Linked DNA regions of Homo sapiens: region 2 is linked to region 1. A link is a contact called in ENCODE POLR2A ChIA-PET data. All regions are on one chromosome and are shown on one strand. The core of a region is the stretch at or near the end of the contact, and the rest is flanking DNA. Distances in the headings are between cores, read along the strand shown. Region 1 holds the start of JADE1 (jade family PHD finger 1). Region 2 holds the start of CTSO (cathepsin O).

Region 1 (2,963 bases), core at 255-2,754:
GCAAATGGGACCGTTCCGACAGGATTCGGTTCCCCGGTCAACATTCCACATTCCATCCCTCTCCCGCATTTGCAAGCCAATGCCGAGCAACCCGGAAAGCCTGCTGGCTACCGAACAACAGCCCCCAACTCGCAAACACAGACTCACAGGCACAAGACACGTGCACTGAAGGGCTCTGCAACTTGCAGTCCCGGGGTACACACTACACGTTCATTTAAGGAAGCAAGGAGACCAAGAGACCCCACCCCCACAATTTGCAGATGGTGCCAAAGGTTGCAATTTGCAATCCCCTTTAAGTTCACGATTAATCGGTACTTTGCTCTACCAACGCCAACTCCTACCCCATTTCATCGATTAAGGGGTTTTACACTTTACAAGCAGTCGCGCTGTAAGTAAAAGATCTGATCACTGGAAGCCCAGTTCGGAAGAATCTAATTGCCAAACTGTCCCTCCACCCCCACCCCCACCCCCCTCTCACTGCCCTTGAATTGATGCAATGAATATTTTGGACATGTGGTGACGCGGTGACAAGAGCCAGGGCTGCGGCCACCACACACAGATGTACCTACGCACACCTATGTTTGGACAAATACAGTCCCACCACACACACGGTCTCACACACTCTGGATTCATATATGTACGCGAACCTGCGTTCTGCCATTGCCATCTGTCTACCAAGTTGCTACTATGCTTTCCACTTTCATGCAGCCTAATGCACTTTGGCTTTCTAAAAAAAAAAAAAAAAAAAAAAAACCTATAAACTAAAGCCAACTTAAACTGGGCTTCTGCTCCTAAACGCGTTTAATTGATGATTCACCTGAAAACCGCATGTTCTTCGCAAATCCAAAAGAAGAAATAGCTCTAAGTCTTCAGCCCCCCAAATTTGAAAAAAAAAATCATAATAAAACTTACTGATCCAACATAGATCAATTCTCAGGATCCAAAAATCATCCTCTCCTCCTCCTCCGGCCCCCGCCCCGGCAATGCCCAAGTTACTGGTGGGATAGTAACGCTGCGCTCAGCGGCTGCCTCCCTCCCTCCTCGCTACAGATCGAGAACCCAATCTTTTGGCGCCATATTAATGACGTATTATATTATTTCCACTAGGCAGCGACCTTCGGCATTAAATTACTCCCGAGAACTCCCGAGCAAAGCAACAAAACCATCAAATATGGCTGAGCCTCTCGGCTCGTCCTGCAGCCGCCGCCGCCGCCGCCGCCGTCGCCGCCGCGGGACCGGGACGCGCACACGGACCCACACGCGGACACGCGCGGACACACGCGCGGCGCGCCCACCCCGCGCGCCCCCCGCGGCCCGCGCGCGTACCTGCTGCGGAGGGGTTCGGCCGAGGCGCTGGGCTGGGCGCCGCTCGCTCGCTCGGAGCTGCATGAGTTCGGGCCGCGGCGGGCGGGGAGCCGGGCGGGCCCCTGCTCTCGCCGGCGCGCACACACCGGGCACTCGCGCACGGAGGCACTCTCGGTCTGGCGTTTGGCTTGTTATGGAGGAAGGACTATGTGAATCAAACTCATTTCTGGGTCACTGCTGCCACAGGGGGGAGCACTTTAATCCCTTGCCAAAACGAGAGGGTGGGGACGGGAGGGCGGAGGGAGCATGCGGGGAGCCCGCGGCGCTGGGGCTCGGTCCCTCGTTAACTCTTCGCAGCCCTAGCCGCAGCCGGCTCAGCCTGCGCCAGTGGGGGCTCGCAAAGAACGGCACTGTTCAGCTCTTAGTCTCTTTCCTTACTTCACCCACCTTGTGAGCCTAGAAATTCTTGAGGTGTCTCCAAGCAAGTGGGTTTTTAAATTAGCCCCTTCAAACTGCTGTCCCAGTTTCAACTCTTGTCTGACATCTAGAAATGGATTCTTTCAGAATAGTTTAAAATTACGTAGATTAAAATATGGCTATTAAGATGTGTCATTTGGGTGAAAGGTTTTATTTTTAGGCTGAGTGGCAAAATAGTTGTTTGTAGTAACAGTTTTAGGGAGTTGCACATTAGGATGACATTTTTAAATAGAGAGAATCCAATTCTGAATAACATCTTTACCTAAATTTGTATGGAAGTGATCATTGCAAATGAGCATTAATTCATTAGAAGATATTATTTATAAATTGACACCACTTTATGTTACACATTACTACAGAATTGGACATCTTCTCCCAAATATGAGGAGTGAGCCTAATGCTAAAACTAGAATTGCAGACTAGTATCAGATCAGTCATCGGAGATTCATTTGGGGGTATTTATGTGTAAAAAGGAGTGGTTACTGATTTTCTGCAGAAGACAAGCTTGCTTTTTCATATAGAGGGCAACATACTTCTTTCATGGATTCATCTAGGGAAATAGAGGGGTATATGACATTCAACTTCAATAAGAAAAAAGTACGGATTAAAAACTCCCATTCAGGCCGGGCGCGGTGGCTCACGCCTGTAATCCCAGCACTTTGGGAGGCCTAGGTGGGCGGATCACCTGAGGTCGGGAGTTCAAGACCAGCCTGACCAACATGGATAAACCCTGTCTCTACTAAAAAATACAAAATTAGCCGGGCATGGTGGTACATGCCTGTAACCCCAGCTACTGGGGAGGCTGAGGCAGGAGAATCGCTTGAACCCGGGAGGTGGAGGTTGTGATGAGCCGATAATGCGCCATTGTGGTCCAGCCTGGGCAATAAGAGCGAAACTCCGTCTCAAATAAATAAATAAATAAATAGGAACAGTGATCACTAATTACAAAATTGAATATCGAACCCAAAAGGCATATGTGTCCACCGGAAGAATCTTTCTGAATATATCAGGTTTGATTTCATGTAATCCCACACCAGCCCAACTACCCACATCCAGACCCACATCCAGAACGTTATAATCTGATAAATGCGACAAAACAAAACTAATTGAGCCTTTCAGTTATTTTTCAGAAAACAAAGTAAGCCAGTGGAAATCCTAAGTACTGTATATGTCCTCTCCTG
Region 2 (2,963 bases), core at 231-2,730, about 27 Mb before region 1:
CCTCATTACCTAGAAGAATGCCTGACACTTAGCAGGTACTCAATAAATACTTGATGTGAGCTCCTGAAATGAGTTTAGTTCAAGGGGCTTTTTTACAATACCAATTATCCTAAAGTAAAGATGACTGCCTATATTTAAATTTCCTGACTCCGTAGGTTGTCAATAAACAGGGACTATGATCTGAAAGCAAAGTTCAGTTTAAAAAGAAAAGTATGTGCTTGTATGAGTCACAAAAAAGGGCTAAGTACAAAAGAACTGCTGAGGTAAACATGAACATCGTTCTGTGAACTTATGATTTAAATAAAATCTTTATCACCACACTTGCCAAGAGCAATATATCTTATCATGAACGTACATAAAAAACTCTTGTGTCTTTCCTCTTAATACTCGGAACATTATTTTTATTTTTATTACGAAGTTTGCATTGGAGAATATTGTAACTCACTGCACCTAGGTAAAAACTAAAGACATAAATCTGATGTTAGTTCTAAAAATCTACAAGGGTAATGATATGAATTTCACAGACATGGAAGCCTTGTTCAGAATAGATGATAATAGAAAGGCTCGGTAGAGCCAGGTTCATGAGTGTGTGACCTGTGCAGAAGTGGGTGCTTAGAAGGCCCATGGCTTGGGTTAATGCTCTGCTGTTGCCGTCTTGAAATTCTTCACAATTTATGAACAAGGGAACTTCATTTTCAGTTTACACGGAACCCTGCAAATTATGTACTTGGCTCTATCTTCCTTTGCAAACGGAGAAACAGGCTTCAAGAGTTTTGAAACTGCCATAATAGATCCAAAAACTGTGTATGCTTTTCACATCTGTACAATTTTGTTACGTATTTATAAACATCTGCTGAATGGATGACTCTATGTATTGGCCCACATCACTTCAGAACTAGGTCTTGAACTTAGGGATTGTGGCAAGAAGGAAAAAGGCAGCTTCCGGTGGCTCACAGGGCAGGCCAGGTGGCTCACACCTGTGAGCATTTTGGGAGGCCAAGGCGGGTGGATCACTAGAGTCCAGGAGTTCGAGACCGGCCTGGGCAATATGGCAAGATCCTATCTCTACTAAAAATACAAAAATAGCCTGGGGTGGTGGCACGCGCCTGTAGTCCCAGGTACTCCGGAGGCTGAGGCAGGAGGCACTTGAACCTGAAGGTCGAGGCTGCAGTGAGACCTGATCTCAACACACACAAAAGAATGACTCTCAGGCTTCTTTTTTTCTAATGGATGGAAGTGAAACCTCGAAAGCACATGGTCAAGTGCCTGACTCTTCCAAAACAAAAACAAAAACAAAAAAACTAGCCTCAGCAAGGAGGTCCGTAGCCTCCAGCTGACCGGATTTTCAGTCACAGAACACCGGGGACCTAAAAAAGGGTCAATCTCAGCATCGTGCACTCAACCCAGCTCCTTCCGCCCCTCGAGCCCAGGCTGGGAGGAGCCGAGGAACCGAAAGAGAAAACAGGCCGCGCGGGCGGCAGAGGAGCCGGGCGCCGCAATGGACGTGCGGGCGCTGCCGTGGCTGCCGTGGCTGCTGTGGCTGCTGTGCCGGGGCGGCGGCGATGCGGACTCCCGCGCCCCCTTCACCCCGACCTGGCCGCGGAGCCGCGAGCGTGAAGCCGCCGCCTTCCGGGTACCGAGCGCGCGCCTCCCCGGGATCTGTCCCTGCTCCCTCACTTCCTGTCCCGGGTCTGGGCTGCGGAAGAGGGCCCCCGAGAGCTGACCCTGCTCGTGGGCACCCGTGGCTCTGCGATGCGTCTGGGGCCCTGAGCTGCGGGTGCAAAAGCCAGCTTCTCTCTCCCCTCTCCTTGTGCCATGGTGTCACTCCCCCATGCCTTTGCTAACCAAAAGACTTGATTTTCCAGAAGAGATTTGTCGCTATGGATTTTTGGGACGCACCCAAATAAATCCATAGATACGTCCAAAGTGTCCTTGGTGGGAAGAAGCACCCCCTTTTAGCAATCCCCTCTATCGTTGCCACTGGCTTCCAAAGCTCTTCTATTTCTCTTTTATGAGAACCAGAAACAGGGAGCAGCCTGTTGGTGGAAGAAACCTGTCGTGTTTTTTTTTCCCGAGGAGGGCGCTAGTGATCAGAAGTTAGAAACAAAGAGCCTGTCTTTAGCCAGATTAAAGAATCCTGATGGTTTATGATTCTCCTTAAACTAACGCACCACTTTAAAAGTTCTTCCTGCCTTGGCGGAGACTGAGTTGAAGAAAAGAGAAGCATTTAATTTCCTTTTCATATTATTATACGAAATATAATATAATTTATATTTTATAATATTTATAATAAATACTTAGATTTGAGTCTAGCATGAAAACTCTGGAAGGGACCAGTTAGCTGAGCACAAATAATGATTTTCCTGAAACCAAGGAAACTGCAAGGGATGCCGATTTAGTGTTCGCCTCACTATGTTCTAGATAGCTGATACTATTTAACACATTTTTAAATTCATGAAAGATGCCATTATCATGATTTAATTTATTGGAAAAGAAAATTCTTTCATTCTGAATCAAACATAAGTCTGAGTTGAGTAATATTGCTCAAGGAAGTGTATCTTTTTTCCTGGTGTTTGTTGGAATTTCTCACAGGATTTCATAGCTGTGCTCTTTTCCCCCGACTCTCCTGGAAAGCTCCAATGTTTAGGAAGGCCAGCCTTCCCTGATTCTGTCCACTCTTACGTTTTGTCCAAACCGAGATGTGTACTGTTATCTCCACTTTATTATTCTTGAGTTCAGTTCTAGCTTTCAAAACCAGAAGTCCTCTTACTCTTTCAAGAACAAAATTCTGGCCTGTATTCTACCCCTATCCTCAACTTACGTTCGTTTTCCTGGTAAACGAAACCCCTTAGGGGAAAAGTCAGTTTCACCTTTATTGGTAACGTATTCATTGGCTAAATAAATAAACACACTGTCAGGCTCCTAAAAATAATATTTCAGGACAAAGCTCAAAGGGCTAGACT

Evidence for each region. ChIA-PET counts read pairs that join two places held with the same protein, here RNA polymerase II (POLR2A).
Region 2: POLR2A ChIA-PET joins it to region 1 with 7 read pairs in B cell. The contact joins the promoter of CTSO here to the promoter of JADE1 in region 1. POLR2A ChIA-PET finds 5 or more read pairs at or near these places in 2 of 52 experiments (B cell and CD8-positive, alpha-beta memory T cell).

What each region holds. Positions count from the first base shown.
Region 1 is chr4:128,808,241-128,811,203 of GRCh38, reverse strand. It overlaps JADE1 (jade family PHD finger 1), which reads right to left and starts at 1,504. Exons shown (of 11, transcript NM_199320.4): 1 at 1,327-1,504. RefSeq lists silencers at 572-691, 1,202-1,681 and an enhancer at 992-1,101.
Region 2 is chr4:155,952,383-155,955,345 of GRCh38, reverse strand. CTSO (cathepsin O) reads left to right here and starts at 1,480. Exons shown (of 8, transcript NM_001334.3): 1 at 1,480-1,633. The coding sequence starts at 1,499. RefSeq lists an enhancer at 75-369.